Regions from separate parts of the Homo sapiens genome. Here region 1 is linked to region 2. The links are chromatin loops, found by intact Hi-C in ENCODE. Cell type or tissue: dorsolateral prefrontal cortex. All regions are shown on one strand.

Region 1 (8,000 bases), 64 kb before region 2:
ATCCCCCAACCCACAAATCACGTATCATGAAGGGAATTCCACTTGTGCATCTTTTGTCCTTGTTTGTGAGTGAATTTCCGTTTTTTTGCAGGCTTGATTTCTTTACGGTATTCCTTCTTCACAAAATAATTTTAAAATATTTCTCAGTTACTTACAGAACAAAGAGATAAAAGTCTCCACAATCAAAACAATACCAGCATCATAATAGCTAACCCTTGTCCTGTGGTGAATCACGTATTGTTTTTTAAGCCCTTTGTATTCTTCACAACAATCCTAAAGACCTGTACTTTAGCTATTATTATTATTATTACAGAGGAGGAAGCTGAAGCACAGATGAGGTTACATGGCTTGCCAAGGTCACACAGGTAGTAGATGGTGGAGGCTGGATTTAAACCTGAGCAGGTTTGCTGCAGAGTTCTCAGTCTTAACCCAGTCCTACCCATTATTGCCCTTATTTCCACAAGGAATCAGGGGAGCAAACATAATGCAAAAGAAGGCCTCAGCTTTGTTGACTGCATTTGGTAATCTCCCAAACAATAATGTAATTGTTACAAGATTGTGACCATGGAATCTCTGATAGGGAAAAAGTAAGAGATCAGTGTTTTAACCTGACATCCAATGGATTACATTTAAGAGTTTATGATAACTAACTTAGTCTAGGTTTTGGTTAGGCAGTCTTCAGAGCCAGAAAGAAAAGTTATGATTTCCTTAGGTTTAGGCTGCTTTCAGAGGTGAAATTTTTAGCCAATAATCATAAATGATCTTAATGAGGAAGAGAGTGAGGAGACAAGGCAACTGAAGTCTGTCCATGGTGATTCCACATGGAATATTTAAGAGCTTGGATTTAGGAGTGACTTGGAGGAAATTGGAAAGCAGATTGAGTGACCAAGGATGACTATGAAAAAGAATAATGAGAACGGGAACCGAAAAGAGTAGTGGACTCGGCTTTAAAGCTCACAGCATTGAGACCGTGGAAAAATTTGAACAAGAACAAAAACAATGTCCCTGCGAGTGCAGAACCAGAACAGAGAGACTGATACTCACAGGCAAGCAGAACTCCTCAACTCCTATTACACTTCTGTCCTCTCTAGACAAGGAGGTCGATCTTCAGCCTGGGAAGAGTAGAGTAAATACTTGTAAGAGGAAATTGAAACTCAAGATAGGTGAGCTGATTGTGCGAGAGCACAGAGCGGCACTAAATGAGTTCAGATCCTCTGACCAGCGTGAATTTCACGCTGGTGGGCCGAGAGGGCTTGTTGACTGCTTGTCATCCTTGAGGAATTGTGCAGAAGAGGAGAATTGCTAAAGGACTGGAGATGGGGTAATGCTCTGTTCAAAGCAAAAGAAATTCAAAATCAAGAAGGTGTAGTTTTCAGAATAAAGAGAGCATGGGATTAAGAACAGAAAAATCATGGTTTCTGTATTCCTTTTTGTTGTTGCTAAGCTATTGGGTTTGAAGACTAGGGTCAAAAGGTAGCTGTGCCGTTTTGAGAACGTTCAGAAAGGTTTCCAGAGGTAAAGATAAGGGCTGGATGTGTGGCCACCACTTGCAGCACAGGCACTTGTTAAATACACAGATTTATCCATCATGCCTCTTGAGAGTCTGTTTTAATGAGTCTTGGGCTAGGACCCAAGAATCTGTATTTTAAACAAATGTCCCAGATTGCTTGCTGTGTTGAGTAAGTTTGAGACCTACCGGCCTGTATGGCAGATGTACCATGAGTTGGATTCGTGTTGCCCCAATAGTATTAGTACTGTGATGACAAATAGCTAAGACATTGAATAACCATGTGCCAGACACTATCCTAAGTGCTTTACACATATTAACTCATTTAATCCTCTCATCTGCCCTATGAGTTGGTGCTGTCTTTAGTACTCTTGTTGTACAGATGGGGAACTGTTTCTTCTCAGAGGTCTGGCAGATAGTATCCATGGGACTGGGATTTAAAGCCAGGCAGTCTGACCTGTTGGAAGTTCATGCTGCAGTCACTCTGCTCTTCTTAAGAGCCCAGGGCTTAGGGCCCCGGGGGGTTGGGGGGTGTTGCCCCTGGGCAGATTTCCCCAAACCATGTCTGGGCATGTGACATACCCTGTTTTTAGCATCTAAGTAGCATCTACATGAAGACTTTGGGGTATCTCATTAGACTTTCTTGATACATAAAGCTGGAAGGAATGACTAAAGCCAGCTGGAATTATTAATTTATTGAGACCAAATTTTGGAGGGTTAAATATAAATTGCTCCCCCTAAGGACCCAAAATCAGCAGCAAAGATAATAGAGGAGGAAGCCATAACTTAACAGTTGCCTAGAAAAAAAAAGATCAGGATGGTTTTGGTGGACTACAAGCTCAACATAAATCACCAGGGGCTTTGTTCTGCTGTACCTTTTGCCTGGAATGCCCTTTTCCACTTCCCCCTCTTTCTCCTGGCAAATTTTTAATCATCTTTAAAGTCAGAGCCTAAATGTCACTTCAGCTATGGAGTCTTCCTTGACTTCCACGGACAGATTTATCATCCCATTCTTTCTGCTTCTTTAGCACTTTGTTCCTGACATTATAGTTTTGCAATTATTTTTCCTACTTGTGGCACCCGTGTTCACAGCCACTCAGCTGGAAACATGAGGGAAGGCATCATTTCCTCCCTCCCTCCCCCAGTGAGTCCCTGCCTCAGAAGGCCCTATCGATCTTAACTATCTTGGTATTGACAAAATCTGCCCCTTTTTCATTCCTTGCAGCCCCTGCCCTGACTCAGGTCTGTGTCCTAGCTTGTCTCCCAGTTGTCACTTGTCATCCCCTATCACACACACACTTTCCCACAAAACTATCAGAGAATTCTCTGTCAGATGCATTCGGTCTGTGCTTAAAATCTGTCCCTGGCTCCCCCAGCCAACAGGATAACCCCAGGCCCCCAACCATTTGTGATCTAACCCTGTCTAACTCTCCAGCCTCAACTTTTGACATCCTGCCTTGCTTCTTGGACTCCGGCGACACTGAACTCATTGTTATTCCCCAGGCACTATGCTGTTTCTTGCTGCCTTGTTTTAGTTCAAGCAGTGACTGCCTAGGATGGCTTTCCTGCCACTCTCTAGCGCCTTGCTACTCCAGCTCTCTGCTTGGGAAGCCCCCAGATTCCCTGCCCTGGGCTTTGCTCATATCCTCTGCATATCTTAACCTCCCACATTAAATCTTGAGCTCCTTAAGGGCAGGGGCTGTATCTTGTTTTCTGTTTCTAGTGGCAAATGAACACTCAGTACATGTTTCTTGAAAGATTGTATTGTAATTATTTGTTGTACTTAGAAAGACTACAGAGTTTGAATCCTGCCCTTTCTCTCTTGGATGTGAGGTCTTGGGTATTTCACTGTACCTCTGTGTGAGAATCGATTTGCTCATTAGCAAAATGCAGATAGTTTAACCCCCTCTTAAGGGGCCTATTGTGAGAATGAAGTGAGATAACAATGTGATACGGAACTTAACACACTATTCGAGGGATCTGCAAACTACACTCCTGCTGCCATTATTTTTGTCTGGCCAAGAATATTTTTTACATTTTCAAATGCTTTTAAGCAAGAAAAAGAAGAAGAATATCTTTCAAGACTTGAAAATGGAATGAAATTCAAATTTCAGGATACATGAAGTTTTATTAGAATGAACACAGCCATGTTCATTCATATACTGATTGTCTATGACTGCTTTTGCACAACAGCAGCAGATTGAGTAGTTTCAGCAGAGATCCTATGGACTACAAAGCCTGAAATACTTAGTTTACCCTTTACAGAAAAAGCTTGCCAACCCATGCACCATTCAAATATTAGGGAAATGTATGTTATTCACAACCTCCTCCTCATACCCACAGATAACTTGTTGAGGGTAGGATGCCTCTTTCTCCTCTTGGAAGTTCCAGAATTTCATCCTAGGCCTGGCAGAGTGATGACTTTATGTGGGAGTAAGCCTCAGGGGCTGGGTTTTGGCTTTCTGGGATGCAGGATGTTCCAAGAGTGATGAGGCTACTTGAGCAGACAGTGATCCTCATACCGATAGCAGTGTTAATGGGTAGGTAGATACCTCTTTTTCATGTGTTGCTGTAGAACAGGTTTTCTTAACCTTGGCTCTGTTGACATTTTGAGCTTGGCACTCCTTTGTTAGGGATGCTGTGCTGTGTGTTGTATAATGGTTAGCAAATTCCCTGCTCTACGTATTTTATAATGAAAAAGAGAAAATGCCAGAAACCAACTGAGAGCCAGTAGCCACTAGTAGCCAGTAGCACCCCCTCGCAGTTGTGACAGCTAAAAATGTGTCTGCACATTGATAGATGTCCCCTGGGGAGCAAAATTGTCCCTGATTGAGAGCTACTGTTGTAGAACATTCAGGCATTAGCTATGGGTTAGACCAGAGAACTTCCAATGCCCAACAAGGATTACCACCACAGTGCAGTCAGCCCCCCTAAGGGGATTCTGCTCATCAGCTCTTGGTCTCCTGCAGTCTCATACCTGGTATCAGTCACAGCCTTGTAGGGTTGCAGGGAGAATTGAATGAGATACTGATTTACCAACACAGTGCTTGGTGCAAAGTAAGCCTCCACTATGTCCAGCTGGGAGCTTGTATTCATTTGAGTGCTTCCTGTTTGTTTTTTGAACTTGGTAACTTTGCTATTTTTTGACTGAAAGTTAAGAGAGGAAATAAATAGGGAGAATATATATTTTAACAATTTTATGGAGATTGTTTTTAAGAAAATACATTATAGATTAGTATTTTGGATCCAGGATTATATTATTTTGTGGATCCGTTTTGTCTTAAGGAAGAAGAATTTAGGAAAGTTTCAGCTATTTAAGATGAATATGAAATTATTCAAAGTATGACATGACTTCCATGGATATTTAATATTAGTAGTCAGTATTCATTAGAGATGTGCTTTAAGAGCATTTTTTCAATAATTCTCATGGCCAACCTGGCTGGTTGGTACCCTTTTTTACATGAGGAAAATGAGCATGGAGAGGTTTAGTAAGGGGCAGCACATTGAGGACAGAAGGTCCCTTTTCTGAAATAAGGCAGAGAACAAAACACAGAGGTGAACATTCACTGTCTTCCTGACAGCTTCGACATGGCCCTGAAGTCCTATTTCTGTGGGTTTGGACCAGGAACTTGGTGCCGCTGATTCTCCTGCCTTAGGGCAGATCCACTGGGAAACAAGATTGAATAAAAGCTTACGGTTTTCCTCTAGTCTTGAGACTTTCTTGATCTCTGAGTTCTTACCCACAAACCCGCATACTCTACTACCCTGAACGCCCCCATTTGAAACGTGACCCCCGTCTGCTCCGTGCCTTCCATCGCTGGCTTCTGGCCACGGCGTTTCTGGGCTCCGGCCTGACCTGTCATGGGCTAGCACCTGCCATGCTTCACTGCTCTTAGAAGCCTGGACTAGAAGGGTGAAGAGGCAGACTCGTAACATGTTGGTGGGACACAGGTTTACAACACATTTGTCCATTTTATATGGCAAACTGGGGAGTTCCCTGTGTTCGTTTGGGTTAGCTAAAAGCAAAAGCTTTCCTTTACTCAGTGCCTGCACTGTGCCAGGCATGGACAGTACCTGGATGTTTACACGTGTCAAGTATCAGACTGTCTCCCAGTGTCCCAAATTTGATGGGTGTTGGAAGCCTCACTTCTTATTTCTCAATTGGTTTCTGATATTTTCTCTTTTTCATTATGAAATATGTAGAGCAGATAGTTTGTGAGGTGAATACTGTAATTTGTACCTGTGTGTCTATGCGGATCTTTACATTTTACCTGGTTTCCTTCAGTCTTTTTGAAAGAAAGTAATTATTACAGATAAAATTGAAGCCACTTGTACAATCTTTCCTGATGCCTTTCCTAGTTTTCCTTCCCCTGGGGTAACCACTATCCTAAATTTCATGTTTATCACTATGCTGTTTTCCTTTTCTTCTTACATAAGTATGTGTTCAAAACATTATGTTATCTTTTGTGTTTAAATTTTATATAAGCGGAATCATCAGTCATGATTTCTACTTTTTTTTGCAAGATTTCATACTGCAGTGTGCCTTGTCTTCAGTCTGAATTTGGGATGTCACACAAATGGGTTTCTGAACTTACTAAATAGTCATCTGTAGGTTGATTTATAATTAAATTTATATCTTAATCATACATGGAACTTAAAGAAACTGACTTTTTGTTTTGTTTTAGTTTGCCTCTGAGATGTAGCTGTTTGGATAAATGTAGTTCCAGTTCTTTCATTTTAATGTTGTTTTCTTCTTTTGGCTTTGTGATGATGTATTAGTCCATTCTCCTTTTGATGGACATGTACAGAATCTCTGCTATTACAGTCATGTTTCAGTGGACATTCCTGCACATGTCAACTGGAGCACTCATGTGGCGTAATATTTCCCTAGGAATATGGAGGATATATCCACATTCATCTTTACTAGAGTTTGCCAAAATATATGCCAAGGTGACTGTACCAGCTTCCACTCACACCTTTTTAGGGGACTGGTTCTTCTTTATTCTTCACTTGATACAGCCCTTTCTTGCACATAACAGACTTAAAACTGCTTACTCATTCGATGGGCCTGAACTAGTATCTCACTGTTGCTCCTAAAAATTTTTTGAGAATAAATACTGTGATATTTAATACTGTTTAAATTTAATTTATTTCTTATTTTCTTGGATTTGAAAAGAACAGTTTATTAGATTGGTCTAGATTTTTGCAACATTAGTATTTGCAAAATTTCACATGCATAATTCAGGTAGTCATTTAATTATGAAGCTGCCCTGCATTGCTTCATCCAGACAGTTGTTCTGAGATCTCTCTGTTTCTGGGACTTCCCTTCTTCTTCCTCTCAATTTCTGGTTCTCACTAGGGTGGACTGTCCCTAATGCTGTCCCTATGGCCACTGGAATCCCTTCATTGGGTAGCCTCATTCTACTCGTCCTTCCTCTGTATTTGAATCCCCATTAGTACATGGTAGAGTTTCCTACAATTAATGCAGATGCTACAGGAGCTCTGCTGAGGGCTGACTGTCCTCCAATTGTGTCAGTAGGGCTGAAAGAAGTAGGGCAACTAACTTGGAGGGTTAGCTAGACAGTAGTAGGTATGACTGAGTTTTAAGCACACTGAGTAAATTAACTGTGCATATGATGATATAGAAAATGACAGATACTTGGTTACTTTCTAATTTTAAGTGTAAAAACATAGTTGTATTAATCTTTACTTAAATTTTTAATGTATCACTGTCCTTCAAATTATAGAAATAAATATATAGTTTTGATTGGTTTTACTTGGTATAAAATATTATCTGTCCCACTGTTGTAAGTATATTATAATTTTATTTTTAAATGAACATGGCATCTTGAAACCAGTTTTATAGAAAATTAGCTAAAAATATAAAAATCTGTGTACTTGAATGTATACATTTTTCATGAAAACTTAAGTTAGTGATGGTGATTTGTGGAGCCCAAAGACTATTTGGCTGTCCCCCAAACCCCACGCCCACTTGGTAGTTCTTCAGTCACAATGAGCATTTTAATGGAAATGTTCAGTCCTTAGAAGAACCTAGAATGTGTATTATTTCGCTTTTACTGGACTAGACAAGTGGGATTTGTTTCTTCTACTCCAGTTATCAAAATGATTAACCCTTTGCCCTCTACATTCTAATTGTAAGCACTTGGAAACAAAGGGGTTGTTTGTACAAGATAGTTGAAAAAATGAGGCTTTATGCCAAGTGGAATGTTTCTCAGTTGAAGGAGGTAGCAATCATTGCACACATTTTTTTTTTTTTTCTTGTGTTGCAGGCGTCTGTAGAGGCTTCTGGTGAAATCGCATTATGCAAGACTGGATTTCCTGAAGATGTTTACAGTGCAGTCTTATCGAAGGATGTGCATGAAGGACAGCCTCTTCTCAATGGTACTATCTCAAAAGATATATTTGTACATGCAGTGTCCATGCTCATGAAACAAATTAGCCATTAAAAAAGCCTAAATCATTTCTACTGTAT
Region 2 (8,000 bases):
TTTTTTTCCCACTACTTTACAAAAACATACAGAGAGAATTGTGAAATATTTACCAGACAGACTGAAGGACAAAGTCCACTAGCTAACTGAACTAAAGGGAATTAAATCCAATTCGTTACAGAGTAGGTGAAAGGTATTTAAGTGTCAGGGGGTGTTTTCATTTTCTTCCCATTTCTGAAAGTAATTTAAGAACAGAGGGGGGAAATGAGGGATTGAGGAGAAAGTACAGTTTTATCACCTTTGCTCTCAAGTTGGTTTGTGATCCCCAGTGTCAATTTCTAGTAGGAAAAAAACAAAACAAAACTTTTTGCAATCATATAGTTATTACAGAAACCAGTGCTCTTAAGTTTACTTTCTTCTTTTGGCTTCATAGCAGAGTACATCTAGATCCTTTCATTTTGACAACTTTGTCCTGGAAAATATGAGAAAATCAGCCTATGCAATTAAATGCAAAATCAATGTAAACTGCCCGGAGGACTAGCATATTAGGTATTATCTTGTAGAGACAAATGCTTTTTCAGTCCTCTTGTGATTCAACCACTATTGGATATAGAAATTTAAGGCTTAATCTCTATTATCTCAATGTTCTACTTGTAGGCAGAGTGAAAAGGAATAAAAGGATTATTTTTTCTTCCCCAAACCAGTAAGATACATGTTGTATTAGAAATATTATACTGGCTTCTGGGTATTTGTAGGCTATGATGGATACAACATTCTTCAGTACAATAAAAGAAAATTTGTCTTTTGCCCTGAAGTTATATTTTAGCTTTCATTGAGTTCTTATCTACCATAAGGTTGGAAAGGGAGAGCATTTATAGCATTGCCACCAGTTTGCTGGAATACAGTACAAGCTACTCTAATAAACATACACAGAGATGACTTCTGAATTTTGTAGCTAAAGGAGAATTGTCATCTGTGGAGGGAAGGGTATGGGTAACACCTGAGCAGATGCTTGTGGACGCTGCCTGGGGGGAAGAAGCTGTAGTCCTCAGTGTTCTCGCTAGCCAGTGGTATGACCTTGGAAGATAGTGCAGTCATTTCTGGCCCTCATTTGTGCTGCAATGAGGACATGAAGGAGATGGGTGAGATTTTTGCCTTTATTGCCTTTTAAAGGCCCTTGGAATTATTGTCCAATACACAAATCCATACGTCAGCCAATGCCACACATTTGTCACTGTGAGACAAATTAATTTAGATGTTATTGAGATTACTGTAATAGACATGTATTTAAAAGCGTAGTGAATTCAAAGTAGTTTATAGGCATTGTCTTAGTCAACAGATGCAAAAAAGAACAATTACTAATATGTGGGGTCCACATAGCTCTGTGTTTGTGTATAATTCTGTTTTGTTTATAAATTAAAAATTGATACTTATATTCAGAAAGGAAAGGAACCACCAGACTAATTGATCTCCAAGTTCTTTGACATCTGTGGCATCCAATAATTTTTTGTAGTTATGCTAACTACACTTTAGTTTCTCATCAGTGAAACCTCATAGATTTACTAAGGATGTAATAAAACAGTTTATAAGAGCATAATTCACGTGGATATGGAAGATTCTGTCAGGTGAATATGGATCTGAAGTGTGGAGAGCTCTATCAGGACAGGAATCGGGCTCTGTCCTGTTTACCTCTGTATTCCTGGCACTGTTCACATACCCAGGGTAGCAGGTGTCCATTAAATATTTATTGCTAAATGCATCTCTTGGAATAAGACCTGGTAAAGAGTACTAATTATGAATTTGGCTAACCTTACTTTCTTTAATCTTGTTTTAAGAAAACCAGTTACAGGTTGGACCAATTAGGAAATGCATAAATTAGATATAACCATTTGCTTTAGAAAAGATTATTGGACTTGAACAAAATTGCAATTGAAATTGCTTTAAATTACTTAAATAATTCAAGGACACTTAAAATGTAACTCTATTTACAGACTATCAATTTATATGCAATTTTTTGTTAAAAAAATGATTATGGAAACTAGATAACCCGTATGTATAGTAAGGCATAATAACCCTTTAAAAATTTCCTTCTAGGAAACACTACTGACTGTAATGATTAAAATGTGAAGATTTTATAATTATAATGTGAAGAAATATATGTGATTGGTTATTATAAGTTGTGACTGAATATTGTTGTTTGATTTTTCTGTTGTAGTTATTATATAGAAGGAATTTCATTGTATTTATCACTCTTTTATTTGAGGTCCTAAAATCTTTTTTCTAGAAAATTATCATTTGATGGTGTCCTCATCTGGTAGAGAGTCAAAGATCTAGGTTTGGCATTTAGGTTTTTCTGAAGTTTCTGTATATTGGTTCTTTATTATAAGCAGGCTTTTCCAGTGTGCTAGAGTTGAATGACATGTAAAGGAGACGTACTCTTGATGAGCTCTGTTCCTCCTCTCTTTTCTGTTATACTTCTATTCAGTTATGAGAAAGAGCAAATGAATGAAACTAAATCACAGTGTGTAGGCTTTTGTTTCCAAAGCTCTTTAAGAGTGGCTATTTTGTAAATTATACTAAAGTGTAATAATCTAGATATTAATATTTTTTCAAGTCAGATTTGTTTCCCCTTGAATTGGCACTGTAGTCTTTTTGTGACACCCAGCGTAGAATTTGTATTTTCTCTCCTGATATGCAATATCTGCCTCCACTCATTTCACACTTTGGCTTCTTTGTATGGTGTCTATCTTTTGCTATGCATAGAAGGCCCCCAGTTTAGCAACACTTGACTTGCTGGGAAGGTGGCTGTCAGGGAACATGCCCGCCCCCTTAGGAACCCTTTAAAACCCCTGCAGGTGCTGTGCTAGAAACCCTCTTCCTCTGTCCACCTCCTTTGGGAGGTGCCTAGCTCACCAGATGCCTCTCGGACAGACTTACATAGGCCCCAGGACATTTCCTCCCCATCACCTTCAGGGTCTGAAAGCCTTCAAGCACATGAGGCTGAAAGGCAAGATTGCAAGATTCCTTGTGCTGTTAATTCACTCTGCTCTAATTTAGAAAGGGTATCTGAGCTAACTTGGAGACATCCAAATGATTTTCAATTTAATTCGAATGAAAAAAATTATGGTTCAAGTGTCAGATTGATAAATTAACATTAAAACTCATTTGCGTGTTCAGGGCTTACGTATGTTTTATTTCTCACATTAGATTTTGAGTATCAAGGGGCAAAGACTATGTCTACAGTGATTTTTGTTTATATCTTCAAAAATGTAGTTGACTTTATGAGTATCAATATATTCCTTCCCCAAGAAAAGTAGAAAAAGAAATTATACTTTAATCTGATGTGAAACAGCCTCCTTTTTCTTTACCCTGTTTTTGTCAATGTAGTGTTATAAATTAGTTGCTTCTCACCCATTAAGCCTGATTAATCAAGGTAGTATTTAATTTTCTCTGACTTACTGTCTGGTTTAATATTTTCACCAAGCAGCCTAGTTACTGAAGGGTCATCTTTCCATTTGACAAATCAAGTGTATCTATTGAGGAGCTTGTCTGTGTAAATTTCACATTCACTCCCTCTTTGAGGGGGAGGAAAAAAATGAGGCGGGAGAGAGTAAAAAACCGAGTATCTGTAGTGTGGTTTGCCTGTCCTTTATAATACAGCTATAATTTCTTGGTCCCAGGGCTCCCATCATGAAAGTTTGGTCAGCCTTATTTTTTGTTTTGTTTTGTTTTGTTTTGTTTTGTTTTTTATTTTCATTCATTCTTTTTTTGTTTTGTTTTGTTTTTCTTTTGAGTGGCTGAGCCTCTGAAATTTGGAGCATTGGTGAATATGTGTGTCAGTAGAACATGATGACAAGTGATATTGCCACAGTATTTTTAATATAACAATATCCTATCAAAGGAATACACATTTGGATTTTGAAGTGTGGAGACAAGGGTTATTTTTTTTTCTTCTTAACCCAATGTAATAAAAAGCTTGGTTGAAGACTGTCCCAGGAGTAAAAACCCAGTTTATCTAACTGGTGTCATTTCAGGACGGCACGATGCCAGTGGAGTTCAGCCTCTGCAGTTTGTTTGTGTTGGCATGCCGTCATGTATAGAGGGCATTTTAAAATGCTCTGGCATAAGAGAGGAAGAAGATGCTTCAAGTATTTTAACCTGGTTACTGCTCCCGTTAGAACATGTGCTTTTGCTTTCTTTAGGCGGGCTTATTGTGTTTACATCTTTGTCCCTCATCATGGTGTGGGGAGAACCGCTTTATGCTTTATCATGCTTCTCTTCACACAGATGCACAGCCCTTTGTGTGTTTTGCATCAAACTTGTCTTTCATCCTGCCTTTTGTATCTTTCTCAAGGAAATTGATCTCATAAAGAATGCTATCAAATTCATCAACAGGCAAAAGATAGCATTTCAAAGTATAAGTAAGAGACATGAAAAGGATGCAGTCGTAAGCTTGGCTGTCTCAACAGAGCTGCTTAGCAGAAAATATTAAATTCAGCCTGCCTGCCATTCAGTCACTCTGGGCATAACTAGCCAAAGAATTTCACAATGTGGATAACCTCCAGCCCTCTGACTGTATGCAAAGTAGGAGGCCTGAATGAGAGCATTGTGTTATAAAACCTTAAACTGGAGCAAGACTTAAAAAGCCCAATCTCTCTGGTTATTTTGGACATTCAAATGCTGTCTAAGAGAAAAGAACTCATTATGACTCAGTTCCGTTAATTAGACGTAAATTACCATCTTTTGTCTGATACAAAAGAAGGTAAAGGGAACTCTGCAAGACCAGAGGATACTGAAATTCTAATGAGATGAGAGCATAGGCTGAAACTGAGTGAAAACAAGAAGCCATTCAACTAGAGGCAAGCCCCTAGTGTGTCTTGTGTGTGAGCAAAAAGCAAAAACATACATTTGTAATTGTCCAGATTCATATATTATTTAGAACCATGGTCAGTGTCCCCAGAGAGCTCATAGGGTCCTGATTTTTGACAGGATATGATGCTGACCCACACAGAAGGAAATAGTCTCTTTTCCCGAGTACACTCTGAAGATTTTTGTTAGGTACACAGTCTTTCTCAGTGGGAGACCGTAGTGTGATTGAATGATAAATAAATGGACCTTTTACTTAAAAACAATGAAGGCTTAATAAATAAAGGAAATTAGCAAAGTTTGACCGAGAGATTTACGGAACTATACAGTAGTAGAGGAAATGTTTAAGCATAACAATAACTGAATAACTATAGAGTTCTAATGTTGGAAAGGACTATAGGGTAGTTATAACACTGGAAAGCCACTTCTTTAGGATAATAAAATAGTATAATAATCCTGTTAATCCCTTCTTTAGAACAGTATAAACACATTTTCTTAATTGTATCAACTTCTCAATTGCAAACTAGGTTGTTCCAGAGTGAATTTAGCTGTACTGTTGCTGCTTGCTAGAAGGTTGACGTTCTCCCTTGTGTTAGGCGAAAATTAACATGGTCTCAAAGGTCTTGTATTCTGGTCACTAAATGTCATTCCTTTTAAAAACAAGTTTATAATACAGTGGTGAGCATGATTCCAGATGGATAATATTTTTATTCTCCTTTAGAGAAGATGGGTACAGTGGTAGTTAATAACCTGTGTCCTGTGGCGTTATCATGTGATTAGTTCACATGACCTAAATACTAATTTTGTAGGAAATTATAATATTGAAAGTAATTAATCATTTCATTCATTCAGCACATTAAGTACTTACTAAGTCCCAAACACAGTGTTTTGCACTAGGGATTCAAGGATTACCGTGACTCTAGGGTTGAGAATAGGAATATAGAGTATGGGACCAGATTGAGAACAAAGTTGAAGATTTCCATCCGATGTGTGACTTTGAGATGCTTATGGACATGACAATGTCAGTCAGTACAAAGTAGGTATTTAAACATGATTTTCTGAAGATGGAGGTTGAATCTTGGCTAGAAGGTGCAGATGTAGCAGTCAACAGTGGGGAGTTGTTTGTTGATACTATGTGGTAGTGGTTGCAACCATACAAGGTGAATGAGAAGAGCCATGATATGGGAATGATGCCTTGGACAGTTAAGATTTGAGGGGCAGGATGGAAATGAGGATACTGAGGTGGAAAATCACGCGTGTGCAGAGGAGCAGGTGAACAAGTAGAATGCAGTGCTTGCGGTCCTGTGCTTGCTAGCTAGGGAAGTGTCTTTTCTCAATATATTTGAGTTGGAGGAGATAGAGAGAGTGTGTGTTTGTGGAAGTGTAAGAGAAAAGAGACGGAGAAAGAGACTGCTAAGTAGAGCTGCGAACACTAAGATAAGGCCGGTGGCGGGAGGAATGACCCATTTTTTAAGTTTATGGCTGTGTACAAGGAAAGCTTAAAGAGAAAAATTGAAAAAAGGAAAGGACTGAGGATAATCTGTCTCTCTAGAGGAAGTCAGGGTCAAGAACTCAATTGGGAAGTAAGTCTCCAACAGGAGGAGGAGTTCAGAGTTAGGGATGGGTGTGGCTGTCTATACGTATAATATATTTTAGATAGAAGAGTAGAGTGGGGAATTCAGCTTTGACCAGGGCTGGTGGCCTTCATCTTTTCAGGAGAGCAGGAGATAAATCACCTGTGAGTTGGTCCAGAGCCTAGTGATGATCTAGAATAGTCTCTGAGGGAATTGAGAAAGAGCTGTACCAAGGATAGCTAAAAAAGTTCATTGTTACTGGTTACCAGATTAGGATTTAAGTCATGGATTGGAGGAGAAGCACAGCACAATTTTCCCCCAGAAGTTTTCAGCTTCCTGCATCTGAATGAGAGATCGTGCTTTGCTGTATTGATCCCAAGTTTAGGATTTTGCTGGGTGGATGAGGTTGAAGGAACAGGTCAAAGTGGAAGAAACAGTTGTTTAGCTGGCCCATAAGCTGGTAAGAGCAGTCTGGTACTTTTGATATTTTATGCTGTGTGTGTGTGTGTGTATCCTTTTTTTTTTATTTTGCACTGCATGTTACTTCCAAGTACTATTCCCTTTCTTTGAAACAGTGTTAAAATTGGCTTTCTTCTGCTATGTGACTTGGAGAAACCAGGTAAAGAGGAAGATTCTCTGGCCATTTTTCAGAAGCTTGACCACAGATGAAGACAAATAAGCAACTCCTGAAATGGTGGTGACTCTTAACTATTTTTGTTATTTTGTACTATTTTGTACTGTTGTATATTCTCATAAAAACAAAATAGCAAAGAAACAATAACATGAAATAAGGAAATCCCTTCCCTGCTGTGTTAGAGTTCAGTGACATTTTTAGAGGCTCTGCCCTGTTGGATTTTTCCTCAGTATTGCTTGCGAGTTCTCAGGCAAAATAAAAGTGATACGCACTGCCTGAGTGATTATTTCTAAAAGCTCAGAGGCTAATAGGTATACGGAGAATTAAATAAATCAGATTCATGTATGCCAGCTCCTGTCACCAAGTGTTGTATTGTTGTTGTTTGTTCATTTGAATTTGTCAGACAAAAGTCTTCATGGCTGATTTGCTTACTGGCTACCCAGGACAGACTTCAGATTATATGTGAACCAAGTTAGACACAGCTCTCTAAATGCGGCAAAATTGCTGTCCACTGAGCTCAGAGAGAGGTAGAACTCATTAAACCAAAATACTTACCCTCCCACCCTCATGTGAAAATGTGAATGTGAGGAGTTGCTCACAAGCCACCATAGTGTTTTCTCAAAATACTGGATTAGAACAGTGATTGTCAGCCCTGGCCTGGGGCTAACTAGTCTTATGTCCATTTGCCTCAGCAGAAAAACATGAATTCAGTCAACTATAGGGTGTATATTTATATTTTCAATCGACCTTAAAATCCATCATACCTTTTATGATCGAAAGAGCATATTCACATCAAACTTAAGTAAGGTATAGGGAACTAGTGTACTAAATCTTGGCCTGAATATAAATAAGAAAAATCTGTAGGCTAGTTCTTATTCAGCAAGTTCTTATTCACAAAGCAAACTAGCTTTGTGACCTTAGAAAAGTCACGTACCTCTGGGATGTTAGTTTCCTTAATCATAAAATGATCTCTAAGGTCTTTTTCA

Evidence for each region. Peaks named below come from ENCODE experiments on the same cell type or tissue, not always from the same donor. Only the 100,000 strongest peaks of a DNase experiment are listed, where the experiment ranks them.
Region 1: a loop joins it to region 2, with 6 times the contacts of the local background. A loop is called at or near these places in 3 of 110 quality-filtered maps.

What each region holds. Positions count from the first base shown.
Region 1 is chr18:28,147,582-28,155,581 of GRCh38, reverse strand. CDH2 (cadherin 2) reads left to right here. Exons shown (of 16, transcript NM_001792.5): 2 at 7,798-7,909. Among named protein-coding and RNA genes, the nearest start is that of CDH2, 26 kb to the left of the region's middle. RefSeq lists an enhancer at 1-616. In dorsolateral prefrontal cortex, no CTCF peak of the experiment used is centred here; DNase peaks (open chromatin) are centred at 3,021 and 7,486; H3K4me3 peaks cover 2,684 bases; H3K27ac peaks cover 6,517 bases.
Region 2 is chr18:28,083,482-28,091,481 of GRCh38, reverse strand. The region is part of intron 2 of CDH2 (cadherin 2); the gene reads left to right. Among named protein-coding and RNA genes, the nearest start is that of CDH2, 90 kb to the left of the region's middle. RefSeq lists an enhancer at 2,590-7,583. In dorsolateral prefrontal cortex, no CTCF peak of the experiment used is centred here; a DNase peak (open chromatin) is centred at 3,993; H3K4me3 peaks cover 1,679 bases; H3K27ac peaks cover 4,680 bases.